2 separate regions of the Homo sapiens genome follow, and region 2 is linked to region 1. A link is a loop called in an ENCODE intact Hi-C map of the cell type or tissue named here. Cell type or tissue: ascending aorta. All regions are shown on one strand. Links, peaks and the distances in the headings refer to the core of each region. The heading gives the core; the rest is flanking DNA.

Region 1 (8,999 bases), core at 679-8,678:
GATGGCAGCAGCCATTCCTCTGTGTTCCATGTCATGATCTGCACTGTGGTGCCAGCTGCCCAGGAACTCTTTGTTCCTGACTTCCTGGTGATTCTCTAAACCATCCAGAATCCTGCCAACAAATTTCTTTTTTGCTTAAATCAGCCAGAATCAGTTTCTGTTGCAGGCAACTAAGAAATCTTAAAGACACAGAAGGTTATTTCTTTAACATAATAAAGAACATCTTATTTTTTAAAACCTGTGGCCAGAAGTAATACATAATGTCATTCCTATTAAAACAAAGAACAAAACAAGAATTTTTGTTGACTGCATATTTCTTTTTTAAAAGTCAGGTTTACTGAGGTACAATTTGCACACAATAAAATGTATTCACTTAAACTGTACAATTTGATAATTTCAGCAAATAAATGCCATCGTTGAAGCACCATGATATTCAATACACAGAGCATCCATCACCCCAAAAATTTCTCGCAAGTTCCTTTATAGTTAATGTCCTCTTCCACCCCAGCTCTGGAAACCACTGATCTGATTTCTATCTCTATAATTTGGCCTCCTCCAGAATGCCATATAAATAAAGTCAGATGGTAGCCTTCTGAGTCCTGCTTCTTTCACTCAGCAAACTGTTTTTTGAGATTCATCCATGTTGTTGCATGAATGATATTTCATTGTATAAATATTCCAAAATTTGTTTATCTATTCCATGATTGATGAATATTTGTATTGCTTTCAGTTTGGGATTATTATCAATAAATCTGCTATAAACATTTGTGTATACAAATTTTTTTCTTGGGTAAATATCTAAAAGTAGGAATGCTGGGTCATATTAAATAAACGTTTAACTTTATAAAAAACTATCAAATTGTTTTCTAAAGTGGCTGTGCTGTTTTGCATTCCCACCAACACTTCATGTGAGTTACAGTTGTTCTGAATCCTCATCAGCACTTGCTATTATCAGTTTTTAAATTTTAACCATCTAGTGGATGTACAGTGATATCTTGGTTTGACATTAATTTTTATTTTTCTAATGATTGATGATTTTGAGCATCTTCTCATGTGTCTACTTCCCACCAATACATCTTTTTTTTTTTGGTGAAGTATATGTTTAAACTGTTCACTTATTTATTTATTTGGCTGTTTGTCTTCCTTTTACTGTGTTGTAAGGATTCCTTATATATCCTGAATACAAGTTCTTTGTCAAATTTGTGTTTTGAAAATAGTTTCTTCCAGTCTGTGGCTTGTCTTTTCATTTTCTTAAAAGTGTCTTTCAAAAAGCCAAAGTTTCCATTTTGATAAAATTCAATATATCAATGTTTCAATTTCATTCGATTTATCATTCTTTCATGATTTATGCTTTTTGTGTCATATCTACAAAACATGTTACCTAACCCAAGGACACAAAGATTTTTTTATCTTACACTTTCTTATAAAAGCTTTATAGTTTTAGCTCCCACATTTAGTCTATGATTCATTTTAATTTGCTTACATAGAATGAGAAAAGTGTCAATGTTCATTTTTTTTTGCATGGGAATGTAAAAATTTTCTGGAACACTATTATTATTTAACATCATTATAGAAGTTCTGGTTGACATAATGAGATACAAAACATAAGTAAGTTGTATAGTTATTGGAAAGGAAGAGAAAAACTATCATTATTTATAGTCAATATGGTTTTGTATCCAAGAAACTCAAGAGAATCTATTGAACACACATAGAATTAATAAGAATTCAATAAGGTGATTCATTACAGAGTAAACATGCAAAAATCAATAACTTTTTAATATACTAACAGTAATTATTTAAAGAATATAAGAGAAAAGAATCCCACACACAGTAACAGCAAAGACTTAAATGCCTAGAAGAGAAAATAAAAGAGAAAGAGAAAGTGCAAGGCCTAGATAATGAAAATCACAATGTTTCATTGAGGATATAAAAGAAGTTAACTAAATATAAATGTGTAAATACCTTATATGGAGAAACTCAATAACATAAAGATGTTAATTTTCCCAAATGAACTTATAATATTGGAGTTATCTGGGGAACATGACAAAATGATTCTAAAATTCATCTGGAAAGAATCACTGAAAAAGTGTGTTGAAGAGCAGTGAGGAGGACCAGATACAAAAATATTTTATAAAGATATCATAATGAAAATATTGTGTTAAGGACCTAAAATCAAATAGACGAATCAATATGCTAGAATAGCTAAATTAGTCTGAATCAGAACGTGATATATATGAAAACTTTATGTATGATGACTGAAACATCACTAACCAGTTGGGATCAGGATTTATTGCAGGGTAGCAAGAATGGAAGAAAGGAGACCAGTTCACAGGCTATCAGAATAGTCCAAGAGAAATACGATGGCCGAGAAGTTCTCTTGGGTTCCTAACCCAGAGCTGTTCCATGGCCCTCAGGCACGTAGAACCACCCTCTGGGGAGCAGGACATCCCAGGCTGGTGGGCAGGTGTGCAGAGGGGATGGAGCACATCCAGGGCCCTCAACAACAAAGTTGAACACTATCCCAGCTGGCAAAGGAAAAAGACATAAAGGGCCTTTAGATATTTCCACAGATGGAGCAACAAAGGGTGAATTGTAGCCGAGAGGTAATATGTTGATAACTGACACAGGATGCAATGCCAAACCACACTTCCCAAACACATTCAGCTCTGGACACATCTGCTAACATCCCAGTGGCCAAAGCAAGTCACCTAAACAGGTTCACAATCAATTGGGTGGGAAAGTATGTTCTGCAGAGAGATGGGGAAGAGGGTGAGTATCTGGCAAACAATAATCTCAGTGATCACAGAAATAGTATTAGTGGAATGTGCCAGTGCATTGAAAGGGAAGATAAAGAATTGGGAGGATGCTATAGCTTGGATGCTTGTCCCCTAAACCTCACATTGAAATTGAATCCCCAATGTTGGAGGTGGGGCCTAATGGGTGGTATGTGAGTCTTGGGGGCAGATCCCTCATGAATAGCTTGGTGCTGTCCTGGCAGTAATGAATGAGTCCTCTATTAGTTCCCATGAAAGCTGGATGTTAAAAACAGCCTGGCACTGGCTCGCTCTCTTACTTCCTCTTTCACCATGTGATCTCTGCACAGGCTGGCTCCACTTACCTTCCATCACGAGTGGAAGCAGCCTGAAGCCCTCACCAGAAGCAGATGCTGGCACCATGCTTCCTGTACAGCCTGCAGAGCCATGAGCCAAAGAAACCTTTTTTCTTCACAAATTATCCAGCCTCAGGTGTTCCTTTAGAGCAATACTAAACAGAATAAGACAAATGTGTTTTAGAGTTTAGATACAAGCAAGCCCCTGGGTGGATGATAATGCTATTTACTAATGTAGGAAGGACTGGAGGATGAACAGGTTTGCTGGGTAAATCAAAAGCTTTGTTGTGGATTTGTTAAACATTAACATCTAGGAGAAGATATCAAATAGGTAGTGAGACAAGAGTCCGACTCAAAGGCCATGTCTAGAAACATAAGCATGATAATCACCAGCCTATAGAAAGTCTCTTATGCCATGGATCTGCTTGAGGTCATCTGGGGAAAGAGTGTAGCCATAGCATCAGAACTGTCCAAAAATAGAGCCCTGGGCACTTCGATATTTCCATAACAGATGAGGGAGAAGGATTCAATAGAAGGACTGCAAAGGAGTCCTGAGTGTTGTGGAAGAGTACCAGGAGAGTGTGGTGTCACTGGAGCCAAGAGAAAAGGGTTAGGAAGGAGTGCCAAACTCAGTGCATCGCTGCTGGGAATTTGTGTAAGACGAGAACAGAGACCGGGCTGTTGGTGACCCTGGCAAGAGCTCCATAGGGGACCAACTCTACAAAGCACTGTGCTAGGTGCTAGAGACAAAGAGATGAGTAAAATACATTTCTTGCCCTTTAGGAAATAGCAGCCTGGTGAGGAAGGCAGACATGTGAATAAATCATTGCAATACAGTGTGATAAATCTTATAATGGAAAAACATTTTCCTAAATGTGTTTCACTAAACACTATTTGAGGGAGATGTTAATCAGAGCTCTAGAAACAAAGTGTCCCAAGACCAAATAAACTTGGCAAGTGCAACAGACTAATCCCCATTTCAGAAGACTCCCAGGACACACTAATGAGTTATTTTAAAGGTTCTGAGAAATTCTGGAGCAGAAATGTATGACTAACTTTGTTTCATGGTTAAATAAAAAAGAATAGATTTAAGTGGAAGATTTTATGTTTTGGCATATCAGCTAACATCCTCCAGACAAGAACAGTTTTTTCTGAACTCCAGTTTGGGAAGCACTAAAATAATGTATTAACGGGTTGGGGGATCCTTGGGGATAGCTCTATATTTTTGCTTGGAGAAATCAGAAGCAGTTACCTGGTAGGAGAAGCTGTTGGAGCCAGCAGCCTGCCTAGGGCTGAAACCTGTTCCCTCCCAGATCAAGAGTCCAGGAACTTTATGAAGACTTTTTAATGAGTCGAATGTCCTGCAATACCACATGTGGGCCACATGGCCAAGCTGACGGACAAGCAGGAAACACCCACCCTCTGATGCATGTGGCGCTGCTGCCAAGAGGGGGACAGAGGGAATACCAGAAGACAGGAGGAGAGACGAAGGGAGGATAAAACTCTTTCCAAATCCAAGGAGGAAGGACCCTGAAGGAAACTGGAAGGAAGCCTCTTTGTAATGATGTTTAAGACTTGCTTTGTTAACATCCTCAGAACAGAAGGAAAAGATGTGGCTTCTCTCCAAAACATTTTCCTCACCAGAAAGTCTGGTGGCAAAATCCATAGAAGTTGCAAGTCTCTTTAACGCAGAAGGCTACACAATGCTTTGAAAAACAAATAAAATACAGATTATTAGGGCTGCAAGCACCCTGAGAGCTCACAGGACCTAGAGCAATCAGCTGAGGGCCAGAAAGAATAAGTGACTTGCTCGGGTCTCCTCACCAACAGGACTGGAGCTGGGACTTAGAGCTGTCGGCCTGCAGGGCCAACTGCGGAGCTCTTGGTGCTATGTGCTGGGCTCAGGAATCCAACATATTGTCCCTTGGGATCTTCTCTCCACACCCAGGTCTTGTCTGGCACCCCCAGTAGTTATGGAGAAGCAACATCAGTTCCATAGTAGAAGCAGCAACAAGAGGGAAAGAAATAAAAACACTGAAGCTGGCGGGGTGATCTAACGGGCAGACTCTCTCACCCCAGGAATGCAGGAGGGGTTTCCCCTCCATGTGCCCTGGATCCTGGGGCCCAGCTGCAGGGAGAATGGGAACAACTGCCCCAGGACCCTCAGTGACCCTGTACCACAAGACACAGTGGCTGAGCTCATACACCTGCATTCCCTGGACAACCGCTCATATGTTGCAGCCAAGTTGAGAGGTGTGGCTTCTCATTAATTTGCCTGTTTCCCCAGAGGTAGAAAAATTAGGGAAAATTAAATCGCCAGCTGAATCCTCAGCAGTTTCAGGTCTTCTTCAATTTTTCCCTGATAACTAAGGCACTGGAGGCAGCACAGACCCCATTAATACTTCACTGCACAAACGCATGCTGCTAAACAAAAATCAGTTCGTTAGTCCATTCACAGGTGTTTTCTGAAGGGTCATCCTCAGGCAGGTAGGGACTACAAAGAGAGTGAGGCAGTGGAGTTCACACTCATAGCTACTGGTGGGGAACAAGAGGAAGCCCCCATCCTGGCAGAACAGGGGCATGATAGTGAGGAGCCTGCCAGGAGGTTGAGAGGTGCAAGTCACAATGTCCAGAGGCCATGGTAAGCCCAGGCATGGCTAGAAAGATGCTAGAACCTGGTGGGCTGCAGCAATGGGAGTCCAGACAGCAGAAGGCACTCCAGGAAGATGGTTCTGGTTGACCTAGAGTTGAGCACAGGGAGAGTGAGGCAGAAGTCTGGACTTTTGGGCTGAGATAACATGGTGAGTGTAGGAATGTGAGAGTGGTTTTTTGGGTTTTGTTGTTGTTGTTTTTCTTCAGTGACTCAACCCTGAGAAAATTGTCAAGTGACTCCTTGTCTTGATCAGTGATGGAGAAGCCAGGTCTGCCCTTAGAGTTTCAGTAGTTCTAGCTGTGGGAAATGAGAGCCACCAGGGCATAGGAATTGAAGCCCCTGGATATAAGGGGACCCCAGGGGAACTATCCCACCTTCTCTTCATTGGTCTTCTGACATTTTGGAAGACTTCTGCTGAACAGAGGATCTGTGCTTTAAAGGGTCTTGTAAGTTACCGTCTCCGTGTGAAGGAATAAAAGAATATTCTATTTGAAGCTGTTTGCTTTGCAAAGAATCAAATTCCTCTCTGACTGGCTAAAACACAGAGATGAAGGTTATCACAATGACACAGAAAGACCTTAGATGAAAGGGGCAGGGAAGGAAGCACAGCCAGTCCCTGCAGGGTTTGCATCTAGTCATCTCAGTCTCTCAAAGGCCACAGGGGCTCTCTAATTCTATTTCTATTTCATGCTTCTCTTGATCAATCAGCTTCCTCTGCTTACAAATATTGTACACAGCTCTCTAATGGGATGGCTTTCCTAATCCTGACTCTAGATCACTCCTAGTCTAAAGAGCCTACCATCAATTGGCTACAGGCCTGTGTCACTACATCCAGATTCTTCAGAACCTGATTGATGATTGGCAAGCCAGTGGGTCACTGGCAAATGGCAAGTCAATGGGTCATTACTCAGTAGGTCATTAACCAGAAATTAGATTGACCATTTACCAACTATTGCCAAGGAGGGTCTGTTCATGTAATACATGGACTGTCCCTTACAGGAGATGTGCACAGGACATATATTGAAGCACAAATAGCGTAGAATTGGATAGATGCTTACCATCAGAAATGCAGGCTTATTGCAAGAATTTATAGCAAAACACATATGGTCAGCCTGAGTAATGACCCCCCTACCCCCTGCCAAAGACTTCCATATCCTAATTCAGAAGCTGTTGACGCAGGATTTTCCTCTTGGTCACTTTGCAAGCCAGGACCTCCAGTTGGCAACGCCCCACCTAGGCCTCACTCAGCCACACTGCCTGCTGCAGGAGATGGCTCACCCACTCAGCCCGCCCAGGTAGTCTGGCTTGCACACCAGTTCCTGAGTTGTTGTCCTGTACCCAAGAAGAATGAGGATGTGCTGACAATTGAGGAGTGAGCAAGATGGGGATATTTATTGAGTGATGAAACAGCTTTCAGTGGAAAGGGGACACGGGGGTGGTCTCCCTACCCAAAGGCAGGAAAGTCTTCTTAATATGGCTGAGTTGGGGGCTTCTTATGGGCTTAGAATGGGGAAGGGGCAGGCCATAGGTAGTCTTGGAAAAGGCAACATTCAATTTGTTAAAAGGCATTATTCAGAAAGAATCTGTCAGGAAAGGGCAGGCAAACAGGAACAGAAGTTCTTACTGTGGGTCACAGGTTTCATCTGAGACCAGCAGCCCAGTCTTTCAGCCTTCAGGCTGTTTTTGGCTTGAAAGTGGGGTTTCATCAGGGACCTGCCCCTATCAGCCTAGGCATTTGGCTGCCTCCTATCGCTATCACTGTGAATATGTTACCTTATATGGCAAAAGGGACTTTGCTGATGTGATTAGGATCTTGAAATGGGGAGAGTATCCTGTTATCCTGATGGACTCAATGTAATCACAAGGATCCTTTCAAGAAGGAGGCAGGGTCAAAGACAGTAATAGATGTGACCACAGAAACAAGAAGGTGGTGATGGAGGCAAGAGGTTGGAGTGACGTGAGGAAAGGGTCACAGGCTAAGGAACACAGGTGTCCTCTAGAAGCTGAAAAAGGCAGGGAACCAGATTGTCCTCCAAAGCCTCCAGAATGAGAGCAGCCCCACAGACACCTTGATTTTAGACTTCTGACCTCTAAAACAGTAAGAGAATATGTTAGTGTTGTTTTCAGCCACCAAGTCTGTGGCCATGTGTTTCAGCAGCAATAGGAAGCTATTACAGCTGGAACCATGGGATGCCATCATCCTAACTATCCAGGGCTTCTCACAGGGAACCAGAACTATAGTTCATATTCATTCAGGATGCAACTTGAATTCAAGCAAACCCTGCTCCATTGTGTATACCTTGCATTTGCTCTTTCCAAAAGTGAGGATTCGATTGACTTTGTTCATTGTTATGCAATACAGATCATTCTTACTGAATGTCAGGCTAATAGGTTTCACATCAATACAGTTTAGTGGGGACTGGCTTCCCTCTCGTCCAACACAAAGGGCCTGATCCAATCAGCCATGTCCAGGGCAGCAAGGTGGCCGCCAGTTAGCAACCTCCATAGCCCACACACACATACACACACTCATACACACACAAAGCACAAAACTTTACAAAGAAGAATGGGTTTAAGCTATCTGTGGGAGTCACCTGAGGATACCACCCACAACCAGTAGGGTTTAACATGCAGAAGTTTAGCAAACAATCTTGAGGTTTTAAGAGAAGAATGGCCCCTTACTGACCTCCTTATACTAACCTTGATGCTGCAGTGGTAATGAGTTAAAATTGTGAGAAGCTATGAGCTCAAGGCCGGGGGTCCCTTTCTTTGGGCCCTGTGATCATGACCCTACTGGATCCTAATCCCACAGCTACAGGTAGTCATCTTCCATAGGTCAAAAGCAACCACTCCTCCAGCATCTCCTGGGGTGCCCTTGCCCCTGCACATTGGCTTGAAGGAGGGCACAGTATTGCTGCTTGACCAGGAATAATATTTTTAGGAGTTTAAAGAAAATAAAGAGAATCTGTTAAAGGCAGTTTCAGGTTCTGGGCATGAAAAGAGATACAGTGCTTGAGCTTCTGGAAATCAGGAAGGCTTAAAAAGTCAAAGAGATATTTGAATGACTGCCTTTGGGACTGGAAGAAACCCAAACAATTAGAGGCATGAAGGTATAGCACTCAGGGTTTGATAGGTGGAGGTGCATCCCTAAAACCAGGTCTCTGGGCTCACTGGAGCCTGACCTCATTTTCAATTGCTGAAAAAAAATGCACGCGATAAGCTCAGTCTGAAGATGCT
Region 2 (8,999 bases), core at 406-8,405, 51 kb before region 1:
CGCACTGCCGAGGGCCCAGAAATGGGAATAAGCGGATATTTCTAACATTAGTTCAGCTAGTTCGGTCCAAAGGGAACTTTCTCACCCAGCACTGGAGCCCTGACTCAGCAGCTATCCCATTACCCCAAGGTGTTTCTCTTCAGACATGGAAAAACAAACAGCCATTGGTAGCTGACTTGTGTCCTAAACCCACACAGGACACAGACTTGAGACACTTGCCAGGTCAGCCCCTGGGTAAGTGCCAGCTTCCTCCAGCTGGAGATGGAGAGGACAGTTGTGAATATGACCCTGAACTAAGTGGAGAACTGGTAGCTGGAAAGTGGAAAGTGAACATAATGTCTAAGACAGAGTCAGAGAAATCACCAGTTCATCAGAAACGGTACGGGACAGGGAGTTAGCTAAAGGGGGAGTTCTGAGGACAACACTCTGGATACTGAGCTGACTTGAAAACTAAGAGTGACAGGAATCCAAGAAGGAAGAGAGAACATTAGAAATCTTGCTTGCGCTGAAAGCAAGTCAGCCAGATAAACACAGGTGTGGCTGGAGCCAAGACTGCAGGAGGTCAGACAAAGACAAAGTGCACAGTTGTGGTCACGCTCTGTCAGAGGCAGCATGGGGAGACAGCAAGAGGCTATCACTGGGAACCAGACCTCAACTGTTCACTTAAGTGAACAGTTTAAATCCTGGCTCCACCACTTACTAGCTGAGTGACTCTGGGCAAGTAGCTTCGCCTCTCTGAATCCTTGCCCTGCAGAGAATTCTGCGAAAGATAAATAAGGTGTAAAATACCACAGCAAAGTGTCTGCCCCACAGTAAGAGCCCATAAAAGCTGCCCCTCCTCGATCTTAGATTTTAACTTGTATTGTACTCTGGAGCCCTACTTGTTAAGGGAGCCCAATGGTGGCAGCTTCTGACTGTGTGTATGTGTGGTGCAGGGAGGCAGGAGGGTGTGTGTAGACAGGAAGTAGATCCACCTGCTTTACCCCAGGTTTGTTGAATATACCTGTCCTTAAAAAAAAAAAAAAAAAAAAAAAGAAACCATACACACACACACAACTAGCTATGGATAACAACTCCTTTGGCATCTCCCAGACAGGTAAGGCACACCGAGCCTCAGGGACATGCCTCTGGTCCCTGCTGGTGATTGTCAGAGCAGGCCACTGAACGCTCTTAACCACTGTGATGGTTAATACTGAGTGTCAACCGTACTGTTCCTTCAAGTATTGAGGGTGTGTGTGCCTGTGAGAGTGTTGCCAAAGGATATCAACATTTGAGTCAATGGACTGGGAGAGGCAGACCCACCCTCAATCTAGGTGAGCACAATCTAATCAGCTGCCAGCACTGCTAGGATAAAGCAGGCAGAAAGACACGGAAGGACTAGACTGGCTGAGTCTTCCGGCTTTCATCTTTCTCCCATGCTGGATTCTTCCTGCCCTCGAACATCGGACTCTAAGCTCTTCAGCTTTGGGACTGTTGGACTAACACCAGTGGTTTTCCAGGGGCTCTTAGGCCTTCAGCCACAGACAGAAGGCTGACCTCTTGGCTTCCCTACGACTTTTGAGGTTTGGGGATTTGGACTGGCTTCCTTGCTCCTCCACTTGCAGATGGCCTATTGTGGGACTTCACTTTGTTATCGTGAGTCAACACTCCTTAATAAACTCCCCTTCATATATACATCTATCTATTAGTCTTGTCCCTTTAGAGAACCCTGACTAATACAATCAGCCTCTATCCTGCCTTCCACCTGGTCCAGCCCCCAGAGCCCATCCTGGCCAGGCCAATAGACAATTCTAGGCCATTGTATCCTCTGTGGGATATGTGGGTGCCTGTGTCTTTAAGGTTCATGGTGGGGTGAATAGAAGGTGGGGTGAGTGAAGGCACACACACCCTAAATTCTTGAAGGAACAATACGGTTGACACTCAGTATTAACCATCACAGTGGTTAACAGCGTTCAGTGGCCTGCTCTGACAATCACCAGCAGGGACCAGAGGCATGTCCCTTAGGCTCGGTGTGCCTTACCTGCCTGGGAGATGCCAAAGGAGTTGTCATCCATAGCTAGTTGTGTGTGTGTGTGTGTGTGTGTGTGTTTTGTTTGTTTTTGTTTTTTAGGACAGGTAAATTCAACAAATCTTAGCAAAGCTTGTTCCTAACTGAAGTAGTTTTTCTTCTCAAGCAACAATCTCTTCCAAGAAGTAGTAGGCAATGTGTCTGAAGTTGAACAAAGAAAACTGATTCAGTCTGACGAACACACATCTGAAATTGCTTTAAGGAATCTATGCTCCACATACAGAGGCAGGGGCTGGAAATCACACCTCCCAGGGCTGGCCTTAGTGGTCCCCCTTGTGGGAAAGCTGAAGGAAGGATGAGGGCACAGGCTTCCACTTCACATGCCCAGGCCTCCCTCCTGCCACCTCGGCTTTGGACACCCAGAAGATGGGAGCATCTTGAATCTTAGAGAGGCAGGGCCATCAGGATTCAGTGCAAATGTCCCTTGGGTCCCCCGCTCCCCTAGTGCCAGCCTTTTCTGGGCCCACAACTCCTGGCACAGAAGCCCCCAGCCCTTGCTGCCTGGGTCTTCCTGTGGAGAGTGAAATGAAACCCATGAAGAGAGGATGCAGGAAGCAGGCTGGCTTCTCTCCTGCCACACTTTGCCCACAGTGTGTTTTGAAACAATACATGGGAAAAGCCACCTGCAGCCCTCAGACCCATGGTGAAGGACTCATTCTTTCTCCAGTTCAGAAATCCTGCCATGCTGAACGCCTCAATGACAGAAGAAACCTCCTTCAGCAGTTGGCAGCAGGCCACTTCTAGCCCCTCCACCCAGGAGGCCTGTGACACAGTGGCCCCATTGTTCAGGCTGCCTGAGCTCCTCTGCATTGCCATTGCAATGCTGACACTGGCCACCTGAGCTCTGTTTGCCATCTTTTTATCTTTCGGCTCTGACTATGCTGTGGCCACTCAGAGTAGGGATGGGCCAGGGCAGCAAGAGGCAGGGGAGGTGGGTGACAGCAGTGGCAATGGCAGCAGGGTGGCCTGACAAACACACACTTGAAGAAATGGACCAGCAGAAACGAAGGCTTTTGTGCGCCAGGCCTTGCAACCTCCCCACTCGTGGTTGCTGACCTCACAGGACATCATCAGAGCCTGACGTATTTCCCAATGGCTGTCATCTGCCCATGGATTACTCCCAAGCCTGTGTCTCCATTTTGCCCTTTGTCCTCAACTCCAGATCAATTTATCCTGCTACTTCCTCCTGAAGGTCCTCCAAGACTCAGCAAACTCACACACTCAAATCTGCATTCTCTGTATTGCCCCTAAGTCTGATCCTCCGCACTGGTTTCCCATCACTGTGCAAGTGTCATGCAAGTTGGAAACAAAAGTCCATCCTTGACTCTGCCTGGGCCATATCTCACATCCCATCAATCATCCAGCCCAGCCAATTCCATCTCCTAAAAGTATTTCCAATCCGTCCTCCTCTCTCCACTCCTGCTGCAATCATTCCAGTACACTTCCTCCCAGCATCTCACATCCAGATTGTTTCCACACTCCCTACTGGTCTTTTTGTGCTGATCTTCCCCCAGCCTCTAATCCATCTGCCTGGAACACCCTTTTCCTCTTGTTCCTCTGGTAAACTCTCCTCCTCCTAAGCCTTCCTCCTTTGTGAAGCCTTTAATGATTTCCCACATAATATGAGGCACACACCCTCATCTCACCCCGTGCGCCCCAGCTGCTGGCATCCATACCCTCATCAGAGCCCTGGCCACATGACATGACACTGGCTGTTGGCACACCCTTCTCCCACAGGGCTCCCCGAGAGCAGGGGCTCCCAGTGCCCTAATCAATTCTTGGCAAACAGTTAATGTTTCATAAGTGTTTAGTTGAACTAATGAATTCTACAATAAAGAGGCCAGGGGTCTTTATCAAAATCCCTTTCCTCCCAGATCTGAAAGGCTGGAAATTAGGGTTTGTGTTGGGTCTCTTAATTACAGATCCAAAACACCTAAGTCCTTTAGCTACCGAATCTGTCTGGCCCAAGCATGTCCCTCTCTCAATAGCCAGGAAACACTTTGTAAATAAATTCCTTGTCTCAAGTCCCATTTTATTGTTTTAATTCTTTAGAATTGGAGTGAGATCTCCACTCTCAGTGTCTCAATACCTAGTATTCCAGGTGGATGAGTGAAGCACAGTTACAGTGTTGTGTTCGACTCTTCAGGTCCTACTGTCAGGGAAGATGGGTTGCTTCTCTCAGCTCAAAGCTCCATTCGTGTGAGGAGAAAGGCCTTCCACTCAACCCAGAGCTCCCACTTGCAAACAGTCAGTGTTTGAGAAAGATATTAACAAACAAATTAATCAACCAATGTTACCTGCACCCACAGGTGTAACTTGCTTCTATGGAAATCACAGAATTCTCTCTCAGTGATGCTTAGACACAAGGAGTTCTCCAGAGCACTTATCGGTGCTAGAGGAGAATATTTGTGACTTGGGTAGCAAAATGCACAATTTGTCTCTGTGGTTTAGACTTTTACTCACCCTCTCTGTTGCAATGGTTTTCTTCCAGCCTGATTCCTTCCTTGCTTTCTGTCCCCTGAGTCTTGGCAGGGAGAGAATGACTTCCTTTTCTCTTTTTCCTCTGTGATTCCTATGACTTCTCCAAAGCCCAGAGCTCTCCAGGGGGAAGAAACAAGCTTGCTTTTCTATTTTATATTTCAACTTCCTTTTGTTTTATCACAACATCAGCTGCAACCTCCCCACTGCAGTCAAAACTGTTGTTCTTAACTGTACTCCAGCATTTAAATCTATGTGGGATACATTCTCTCTACCATATCTACATAGTCACTCACTAATCCTTTCTCCCTCCCTTCTTCCCTCCCTCCCACATTCCTTCCCTTCCTTCCTTCCTTTATTCCTTCTTTTCCTCCTTTCTTCCATCCATTCATCTACTCATCCATCCACCCATCCATCCACTAATCCATTCCTTTATTGAGCAGTCACTGAGCTGGGCACAGGGAATGATGAAATGAATAAACACAGGCCCAGCACCAAAGGAGCTCATAATCTGGAGAGGGAAATGGAAATTTTTACAATTGTTCATAAAGAGTATGAAGAGAGTGGTGTGACAATCCAAGGGAGAGGATGATTAATTTTAGGGAGTATAAGAAGAATAAATCAAAGAGATGACATTTGAACTGAGTATTGAATATGAAGAAGAAGGGGAAAATGCCACTCAGAAAAAATAGCCACTGCAATGACTTAGAGACTTAAAATAACAGGGTATGAAATAGAAAAAAAAAATGTCAAGAAGCTCAGTATGATTGGAGGAAAGGAGGCACATATGAGAGGAATTTCCAGTAAGGCTAAAGGAACACTGGCCAGATTTGGAGAATCCCAAATGTCAGAGTAAGGTCTCTGGACTTTTTTCTAGAAACCATAGGAAGCCATTGGTGGCAGGTCAGCAGTTGGAAAAATGGCTCTGGCTGCAGAGAATCAACAGGAAAGGGGCTAGATAGGAGGTGGAAGGCCAGTTAAGAGGTTGGCACAATGGACCGAATGAGAGATGAGGCCTGGAGTAAAGGCATGGAGAGGGTGGGATGACAAGGGGACTGTGGAGGGGAGGCTGCCTCTTTGCATGTCGAAAGTAAGATGCCTGTCTCAAAGGAGCCAGATAAATAAATGCTTCTTGTGCTGTAGCCAGAGAGTTTGGTAAGGCCTGCTCATGGCCCAGCTGTCTGCAAAATGCTCCAAGTCTTGCCTGGCTCTCAGGAGAAGCAAGCCCTCTGCCAGCCTTAAATTAATGACTCTTCTAGGGAAATGCACTGCTGCCTGCACCAGTGGCCCTGCCTATGTCCACGTTAGAACCCATTAGTAAGGCTGTCCCACTGGGCTAGAGCAAACGACAAGGTAACAGTCAAAAGATGGCTCTTGGTCCCTCCATATGAGGTGACCTGCTTTCTATATCTACAAGCCCTGTTGGAAAACAGAGCCCAGGGTGGGATAAGTCACACATTCTCTTTTTCTCGGTCTCACACCCTTAGAATTCAACATTATTTTTTCATCAACAAGCAATTCACTTATTAATTCTGTTTCCTTCTATTGATATTGAAAGGTTCTTGTTGTTCAAATATAAAGGACCATCCAGAGTGACAAACAGCTACAGAGAAAACTTGGGTTTTCATTCTGAGGAGAAAAAGGAATCAAGAGCTCTTCAAAATAGTATGAAACAAGGGGATAAAATTTCTCCCACACCCACTGAGTTTAGGACAGTGATCTTTTTCATGCATTATCTCATTCTATCTTCTCAATAGCTCGTGAAGTGAGTTATGATTCCCATTTAACAGATGGAGAAACTGAGGCACAAAGAGGTTAGGCCACTTGCCCAATGTCACTCTGCTGCTGGTTTGAAGAGCCAGAGTTTAAATCCAAATCTGCCTCATTTTGAATGTCCTGTTGGTTTCGCTGCATTATGTCACCTCAGAGTGGCAGTGTGGAGGGTAATGAGAGCATGGGTGGGAGGTCAGAGACTGAGAATTACCCAAATTTAGACTTGCAAGACTTAAATCCTGGACCCCCTTAATAGTCTGTGACCTCAGACAAATCATGTGGCTTAAGTAAGCATCAGTTTCACCTGTAAAGTGAGGGGTAGATTGGATGATCCAGGTCCACAGTTCTATGTTTCTAATTCAAGTAAGAGAGTGAACTCACTGTTGAATGAATAAAGATTTACAGATAGCATTTTTACTTTAATGTTGGAATGTTGGCATGTGTTATAAAAATAAAATGGCCTGGATTGTGAGTTTGCAATTGAGCTCATTACTTCACTGATTTGGGTTTTAATTGTCTCCTCTGATTCAACTAATCAAACCAATGTTTGTTCAGGGTTTACCCTGTGCCTGGCAGCATGCCACATGGATGAAATAACTTGCCCAGCTGGTACAGCTCCAAATTTAGTTGTTCTGCATCTTCAAACTAAATGAATTGCTGACTTGTCCCACTGTCTTTTGAGGAACACTAGTTTAACATGTTGAGAGATGTTACAGAACCAAAAGCATTCTGTGCTCAAATGAGTCTGGGAAACACTACATCAAACAAAGATAAGCAAGTTCCTTTACTGTGGGACTCCTCCAAGACTTTGATAAGCTGATACCATTAGGAATCTCCAAGAGTGGCAAGAACAATCAGGGTTTCCCAAACTTAACGGATGGGAGAATTTTCAAGGAGCACCTAACAAAATGAGTATTCTAGTGACTATGCTTTAAGGACCACCAGACCATGGGCTTACAAATCTTTATTAAGAAGAGCCTAAGAGGCCACTGTCTGACACAGAGTCAGTGGTGTTCATTAAATGTTAACAAAAAGGGGAGCCTATCTGTGTTCAGAGTGAGCACTGTCTCTGGCTAGCAAGTGACCCCACGGGATCTCAGCACTTCCTCTTGGCTGGGGAAGGAGCAGGTTGGGTCGGATACCTCTGACATTCTGGGAGTGCATTTTCTGAAAGGGCATTTGCAGCTTTTAGCTAAATGTCCCTTTTCTTCACTTGTGACATTTTGGGAAGATGAATCATTTGGCAAGGATGGGTTCTCACCCCTCTTCTAAGTATACAGGCTTGTCAACAGGAGGTTTATTCAATGAGTCCTTTGAGAATTCATCCTTGTCCAGAATGACTGGCTGTTATGTTTTATCCTGAACATGCAGGCACCCGCAGTATGGGAGTTCTGCCAACGGCCTCTTGCAGTATTTTCGGGAGCTGATATTTTTAAAAATTGAAGGGTGCTGCATTTCTTCCCTAATTGTACAACGAGCGCAGGCATAGCCCCACAATGAGAATCACGTTTGTGAAAATGATGCATTTACTTTGCTATTTTCAAAATTTTATTTTACAAAAATAAAAAGCATCTTAAAATGCCAACCAAGTAGCACATACAATTATTACAGAAGGGTCTGCTTACCTTTCAAAAAGCAATTTGCTTGGAAAAGAAAAATCTATTCTTTTTTTCCTTTTCTTTTTCTATCCTTTAACCCTTCACTTTTTTCTTGGCATAAAGTAATAAATTCTTCCTATAAAATTTTTGGAAAATATAAAAAGTCATAAAGAAAATATTAAAATAGTAAGTAATTCCATCAGATGGGAAAAACCCACTGTCACTTATTTATGTATTTTTTATATGTACATCATATGTAATTTTTTCATTTTTTGTATTTCTTGTACTAAAAGGAAATATATTTATACTTATACATATTCATAAAAATATGTATATATGTCAGAGTAGGAGGAAATACATATACAAAAAAATATTTTTCACTAAATTGGAAAGGCACCGCATACAGTTTTCAAGCCTACTTTTTTCACTTAGCACTGTATCATGAACAGTTTGCCAGGGTTGATGTTTCCCATTCCAAATAACCTGGGGTGTTGTTGGCTCATAGGACTGAAGAATTTACAAGCTGCTGTCAAACATGGCTAGCGATGGCTGCGGCATTAATATCAATGATTCTTCTTGAAAGCAATTAAACTTGGCATTGCTGTAGGCACTTAATGTGTTTATATCAGCTCCTGTATTGTGTTCTGAAGCCATAAATTTCTCAAGTTAATTATAAACAACTTGCTCTGCTTAATTAATGGGCATCACTAACAGGTATTATCTAATATGCATGTGAATGAACCTTATGAGAGCCACACAGGGCCTGGATTAATGATGTCAGGATGGTAGCCCTGGAAGAGAAGTCAATCGCCCAGGAAACCCCAGGACCAGAATCTGCTGCAGCAGAGCATGCCAGGACTGTTCCTGCCTGTGCTGGGTCTTTGGGGTTGAAGTCACCTTGGATCCTCCCAGTTACATGTTATGTGGGTGACTGAGCACCACCTCAGTTTATTAGCAAAGTGTCTCTCCCCTGCACTGTTTTCTTGTCTATGTCAACCATGTTGTTCTTCTCACACAGACCCTGCACTGTGGCTGGTGTAGCATGGTGGTAATGAGGCTGGACGCAGGGGCCAGTCTCCCAT

The links. A loop is a pair of places that touch in the nucleus more often than their neighbours do. Peaks named below come from ENCODE experiments on the same cell type or tissue, not always from the same donor. Only the 100,000 strongest peaks of a DNase experiment are listed, where the experiment ranks them.
Region 2: it touches region 1 in a loop (1.8-fold over the local background); 2 of 110 quality-filtered maps call a loop at or near these places.

The regions. Positions count from the first base shown.
Region 1 is chr11:11,158,936-11,167,934 of GRCh38, reverse strand. It overlaps LINC02752 (long intergenic non-protein coding RNA 2752), which reads right to left. Exons shown (of 8, transcript NR_187402.1): 4 at 1-112. Among named protein-coding and RNA genes, the nearest start is that of LINC02752, 48 kb to the right of the region's middle. In ascending aorta, for the core only: a CTCF peak has its summit at 4,520; no DNase peak of the experiment used is centred there.
Region 2 is chr11:11,210,030-11,219,028 of GRCh38, reverse strand. No RefSeq gene overlaps it. Among named protein-coding and RNA genes, the nearest start is that of LINC02752, 99 kb to the right of the region's middle. In ascending aorta, for the core only: no CTCF peak of the experiment used is centred there; no DNase peak of the experiment used is centred there; H3K27ac peaks cover 1,667 bases.